Linked DNA regions of Homo sapiens: region 1 is linked to region 2. A link is a loop called in an ENCODE intact Hi-C map of the cell type or tissue named here. Cell type or tissue: CD14-positive monocyte. All regions are shown on one strand. Each heading gives the region's core, and the rest is flanking DNA. Links, peaks and the distances in the headings are about the cores only.

Region 1 (2,838 bases), core at 339-2,838, 260 kb after region 2:
GCCTGGAGCCTCAGGGAGAGCAGGTCGAGGTGGACAGCTGGTGAAAGAATGATGCTCGAGTTGCTGCAACTGAAGCTCTGCCCCAGGGGTGCTTGGAGATCTCGAAGGGATGCATTCTGAGCCGAGAATGTCCACTCTGGAGGAGTGAGGAAGGGTCAGATCCTATCCACCTCCCTGGCCCCAGCTTAGTCCTTTCAGGAACCCTGGCGTCTAGTGGTAGCAATGAGAAAGGGAAGGAGGTTACTTACGTGCTGCGTGGGGGAAGGACACATTGTACTCCACCGCCATGTAGCTCAGGTAGACAACCTTCTGCTGGAGGTCCTGTGGGGCGAAGAGGAAGGCGCAGGTGGTATCCCTCTCCACAGAGGAAGGAGTAGCGTGTGGGATTGGGAGGGGAGGGGCGCCGGGAGGCTGAGTGAGGGGTGAGACTGAGGTCATGGCTATACCTGCATGAATCCAAAGCTGAGGTGTCCATAGGGGAATGAGAGAAGCAGGTGGGGATGGGCACCCTCACAGCTTCCCTGGACCTTGGTTTTGTTGGGGTTCAGTACAGAGATGCCCCAGGCCTGCGGAAGTTAAAGACTGGAAGGTCACAAGACTGCATGCGATGCCGGCCAAGGTTCCCTGTCCCCTCTTCCTTCTTCCCTCTGAGCCTATATCCAGTCCTGCCTCCCTCCCCTCTCATCCCCCAGTTTTAGCTTTACCTCTCCTCCACCCTGGGTTGTGTACATGACTCGAATCTGAATCTGGGCTTGGAGGTGGACACAGGGCTGGGAACCATTGGTCCACGTGTAGTCTCCAATGGTCTCCTTGGAGGTTGGGCTAGGACTCGGAGAGGGTGGAGGTGGTTCTGGGTGGGCAGAACTGGTGAATCCTGGGCTGGTGGCAGTGCTGTTGCTTGTTGGATGAACCGTGGCATTTCCATGACTAGTGGTGGCAGGACTGTGAGTGGCAGTTGAGGGTCCCTGGCTGGTGGCAGTGCTATTGCTTGTTGGATGAACTGTGACGTTTCCATGGCTGGTGGTGGTGGGGTTGTGAGTGGCAGTCGTGGGTCCGTGGCTGGTGGTGCCTGTGGTGGTTGTCCTGTGAGTGGTGGTTTTGTGGCTCTTGGTAGTCCTGTGGCTGGTTGTTCCAGTGCTCTCTGTAACCGTGGGTGTCACCGTGAAGGATGGCAGCAAAGTAGCTGATTTTTTGTGAGGACAGTCATTCCCTGTCCCCTGGGCTTTTGGCAGAGAGGAGATGGTTAGCAACCCAGGGCAGGCTCCCTCCCAGGGGCCCCCTCCCCTCAGCCTCCTTCCTCCTTACCTGCCAGTAGCCCCAGCAGGGCCCCCGAGAAAAGCACAGCCAGCCTCATGGCTGAACCGCCTCACCCAAAGTCCAGCTAGGCTGTCTGCACCAGTTGCTCAACCCTGCTCCCTCAGCCCTCTCTTGGAAAGGAGGAAATGAAAGTCTCACTTCCTGTACTGGAGATGATCCCACCCACAGCCTGACTCAGGGGCCTCAGCTCTAGCCACCTCTCTCTTAGTCATTAGTTTTTGTAATTAAGTTAGGGGACTGTTGGCCCTGCTTCATCAGGGCAAAGTCAACAGTGTCACATGGGTGCAAACGGAGTCCTAGGGCAGTTGATCCACAGGGATCCATGTGTCAAACTCAGCGAAACTTGCTTGGCAGTTGTGGCAAGTAGCTATGGGAACAGCTGAGGTACAGGCCCCTCCCTTGGTGGGGAAATCGGTTTCCACTCCTTTCCCCTGGACCTCTGGGCTGACCCCTGTACTACTTCCTCTTGGCTGAGGCATGTGAGGGGCTTGTGACCATCCACACCCAGCCCTTTACAGAGGGGCAGCACTCCAGTCAGCATTGTCATTCACAGAGCCGAGAACATGGCTTTCCAGCGTCTGAGAACTCAGATGGTGACAAGAAAGCAACAGCCCAAAGGTAACCATCTGCTGGGGAAGGGGGGAGCAGAGATGCACCCAGTAGCAGGTGGGAGAGGGAAGGGGAGGTAAGAAATGAGAAGCCCAAACAGGCAGTTTCCAAGTCATTTTATTCAGAATTTTGTGTTTGTTTCCTGAATCAATAAATACTATACAAAACAATGTAAAAATGGCTACCATTTTCTCTCCCCTGCTTCCCCCCACCTGGGGACAACCCCCTGGGCAACCTCACTTAGGGGTTTTAGGGGTTCTCCCTCCAGATTTGGTCCAGCAAATGAGGCTGAGTGACATAGTCCCTTGAATCACTTTCAAAGGAGCTCAGCTGAGGTGAGGAGAGCCTCTGGGATCTGGAGGTTACTAGGTTAGGGAAATGGATTAGTGTTTTTTTTTTTTTTTTGGGAGAAGAGCCGGCGCCTGGGGCAAGAGCCTACCCCAAAGAAAAGGGTGTCTAAAATGTTCACGGTTCCTTCTTTTGCCTCAAAAAGTGACATTTATTCAAAGAAAAAAAATGACAAGATGTCCATCCCTTGGCTCCCTTCCCTCCCCCCTCCTGCTGCTCCTCAGCCCCCAGAGATTGAGCCCTGGCTGGGGCTGGGTGGCAGGACAGCCCCTCAGATGAGGTCAGCAACATTGAGGGGCATTTCCTCAATGGAGGTGTTGTAGAAGGTCTCAATGTCTCGAAGAGTCCTCTTGTCTTCTTCTGTCACCATGTTAATAGCCACACCTTTACGGCCAAACCGTCCACCTCGACCGATTCTGGAAAACAAGGAAGGGGATGAGGAATATCAGGAGCTTTAAGCCCAGGGAGGGCCAGGTGTGAAGGGGTAGGGGAGTGTTCCAGATCTACGCTTACCTGTGGATATAGTTTTCCCTGTTGGTGGGAAGGTCATAGTTGATGACTAAA
Region 2 (2,898 bases), core at 191-2,690:
TGGTGAAAAGAGCCTTCCTTCCCGAAGGGGCAAGGTCGTTTGTTTGCATGGAAGCGCTTGGACCCTACAGGTCCCTGCGTGCCACTCTCCGCCAAGCCCTTGTGGTCGCTTGGGCCCCGCGGACCCTCTCCGCGGTTCACGTGGTATTACTGTCAGAACTCTCTCCTCACTAGAGGCAGCATCCTTTCCATCAGTAACCAAGCCAGGTACGGCGCTGAACTGTGGTCAAGTATGGCCCTCCGTGACTGCCCCCACCCGAGTACCGAGGCAGGGGCGGGGAGGAGACCCAAGAACCAGACGTGGAGGGGGAGCCGGGGAACCAGACAACAGAGGGGCAGATGCCTGCTTGGGAAGTGGTCCCGAGAGCGCCGCCAGTTACCAGGAAAGGCAGCTTCCCCTTCGGCGATGATGACACTTCCCCTCTGCCACTTCCCCTTTCCCACGGGGAACTGACTCAGCTTTCCCTAAGTCAGTGAGTGCCGTCCCTCCAGCTCCCTGCTCTTCCACCTTTATCCACAAAGCCCCACGCCAGCACCCAAGAATACAAAGCCCTCACTTGAAGACAAAACTTCCTGTACACTAAACACACACTCATTCTCGCCAGCCACCTCGGATCCTTGTCCGCACCCGGGACCCAGGCGCTGGACTCCTCACTCGCCCCCCCGCCCCCCGTACAAAGCCCTCCCTCGGGGTCTGATTCAGGCTTGGGGTGGGGGAGCGTGAGTCACCCAGAAAACCTTCCCCTCTTCCCACTGACTCAGCCCCCGCCTCCCTGAACACACACAGACACACAGTCAGAGGCAGACACAACTCCTCAGCCCACACACCGGCTCACCACCGGTCCCGCGGAATTTCCCCTCTCGTCTTCCCCCACGATGGCCCCTCCCCGTGCCGGGCAGCCCCGACGCGGCGCTTGCACCTGTTCCCCAGTCGCCGCCAGCTCGCGCTCCACTCTCACCTCCACTCTCGCTCTGGGGCAAGAATAGCCCTCCCTGACTCCCGGTGTCTATACTAACCAAGGGAAGGGAACCACGGACAGGCACAAAGACTGACACCCACAGACTCCTCGAAGACAGGCGAGAGGTAGACGCACGCGGCCAGAGCCAGGCTGGGAGATCGATATACTTCTGAGGCAGACATTCCAGCCTCTCCCGACCCGACCCACAACCTCGGGAGCCAGCGGCTCTGAAAGGGTTAATTCCGCTCCCGCCGAGGCCACACCCTCTCCATCCGGGCACTCCCGGCGAAGCCCAGCTCCGCCCCCTCCATCCGGGCCCTGGACTCGGGACTTTAACCGACCCCCTACCCCCCGCCCCCGCTGGAGCCCCAAGAGAGAACACTCCATCAATCACACCCACTTAACTCTCTCTGGGCTTGAGCCGAGGAGCCCCTCCGCGCAGCGCCGCAGCCGCGCGGGACGCGTGGTAAGAGGCCTGAAGTGCGCACGCAAACTCACGTGACGGCCAGAGACAAGAGCCCGCAGATAGGGTTTTACCTAGCCGGCAATCAGCGGGCATGCTGCGCGCGCGCCGAGGTGGGGCGGTCCAGGACCCTCGTCGCAACCCGCTCCCTGCCCGTCCTCATCACGCCTGGTGGAAGCGAGGGGTTACACGCTCGCTTCTTACCTGGGGGAGGGGGAGGCGGAGGGGAGGGCCGCCGGCTGAGGCTCCGCTGTGACTCAGCCACCCGGGCAGGCCGCCCGCCCGGGATTCCCTTCCCCAGCCTTCCCCCGGCTGCCGGCCCCTCCCCGCCCCCCACCGAGGAGTGACGGTGCCGGCCCCGGCCCGCTATGTGTCACTGCAGGCCTTGTGTCTGCCTCTGACTGGGCGCTGTGTTCACCAGTCTGTCTGACACGGTCGGCTGTGCGTGGGTCCCGGTGTCTGTCTCCGCGTGCACCTGCATATCTGCTCATCTTGTCTCCCTCTGTGCCTGTGTCTGACGCGTTCCTGTCATTATCCCTGTCTACATGACTCCGCGGGGCTGTCTCTGTCTGTGTGTCTGCCTAGCTCCTGTCTCGGTCTTTTGTCTGGGTCTGCCTCTGCATCACTAGCGTGATCACGTGTGTCTCCGCACATGCCCTTCTGTGTTTGCCTTCATGTTACTGAACAGAGTCGGGGCGACACTGGCGCAGGCCCACCCTCCTGACTCCTTGCTACACTCCTCTCGATCCTGACGTCTCGCTGGATCAGTGATCATTCTGTCTGAGTCAAGAATTTGGAGGTCTGTCTGCCTTCAATCAAGTTCTGTCCCATCCCTCGACATCCCTGCTTATCCTCAGAGCTCCCTGTGGCTCCCACTGTGGTGATAACTGCTAGCATTTTGTGAATATTTGTTACATGCCAGGCACTGTATTAAGTATTTTACAAGCATTTCTTTTACTCCTCCCCAAAACCTGACATAGGAGGTACTCTGATTACCCCCATTTTACAGATGAGGAAATTGAGGCCCAGAGAGGCTAGGTGACTTGGCCAAAGTCATTCTGCAAGTGAAGAATGAAAGAGCTAGGCTTCTTTCCAGAGCCACATTCTTACCACTCTTATGTACTGCCTCTGTCCTACTCTCCCTCCCTTGGTTTTATCCTCACAGGCCATCTCCTGGGTCAACCTTCCTTTCAGCTCTACCCATGTTACCATCCCCAATGTCTCACGTCCTCTAGAGGATAAAGTAGGAGGCTGTGCAGCAAATCTCAGAAGTCATAGGTTCTTCATAATGAAGCTCATTCAGTTAACATTATTCAACACAAATCCACCATGCACCCCAATGTGCAAAACATCAAGCAAAATAGTGAGAGACACATAGAAGAAAACAGTCCCACTCGAGAAACCCCATATGTAATGAGGAAGAACAACACAGAGAGAACTTAAGCCCCTGGCTTAGGGATTATCTTCCCTTTTCTCC

What was found. A loop is a pair of places that touch in the nucleus more often than their neighbours do. Peaks named below come from ENCODE experiments on the same cell type or tissue, not always from the same donor. Only the 100,000 strongest peaks of a DNase experiment are listed, where the experiment ranks them.
Region 1: a loop joins it to region 2, with 7 times the contacts of the local background. A loop is called at or near these places in 23 of 110 quality-filtered maps.

Annotation. Positions count from the first base shown.
Region 1 is chr17:7,578,194-7,581,031 of GRCh38, reverse strand. It overlaps EIF4A1 (eukaryotic translation initiation factor 4A1), which reads right to left. Exons shown (of 11, transcript NM_001416.4): 10 at 2,788-2,838; 11 at 2,026-2,690. The coding sequence ends at 2,546. CD68 (CD68 molecule) reads right to left here and starts at 1,394. Exons shown (of 6, transcript NM_001251.3): 1 at 1,306-1,394; 2 at 705-1,222; 3 at 447-566; 4 at 249-321; 5 at 1-136. The coding sequence starts at 1,354. SENP3-EIF4A1 (SENP3-EIF4A1 readthrough (NMD candidate)) reads right to left here. Exons shown (of 22, transcript NR_037926.1): 21 at 2,788-2,838; 22 at 2,026-2,690. RefSeq lists enhancers at 500-569, 670-729 and a silencer at 2,205-2,393. In CD14-positive monocyte, for the core only: no CTCF peak of the experiment used is centred there; DNase peaks (open chromatin) are centred at 601 and 1,571; H3K4me3 peaks cover 2,500 bases; H3K27ac peaks cover 2,500 bases.
Region 2 is chr17:7,840,638-7,843,535 of GRCh38, reverse strand. The region is part of intron 2 of KDM6B (lysine demethylase 6B); the gene reads right to left. All of the region lies in intron 3 of LOC124904106 (translation initiation factor IF-2), which reads left to right. Among named protein-coding and RNA genes, the nearest start is that of KDM6B, 7.9 kb to the right of the region's middle. RefSeq lists an enhancer at 844-1,153 and a silencer at 1,684-1,843. In CD14-positive monocyte, for the core only: a CTCF peak has its summit at 1,688; DNase peaks (open chromatin) are centred at 425, 795 and 1,745; H3K4me3 peaks cover 2,500 bases; H3K27ac peaks cover 2,500 bases.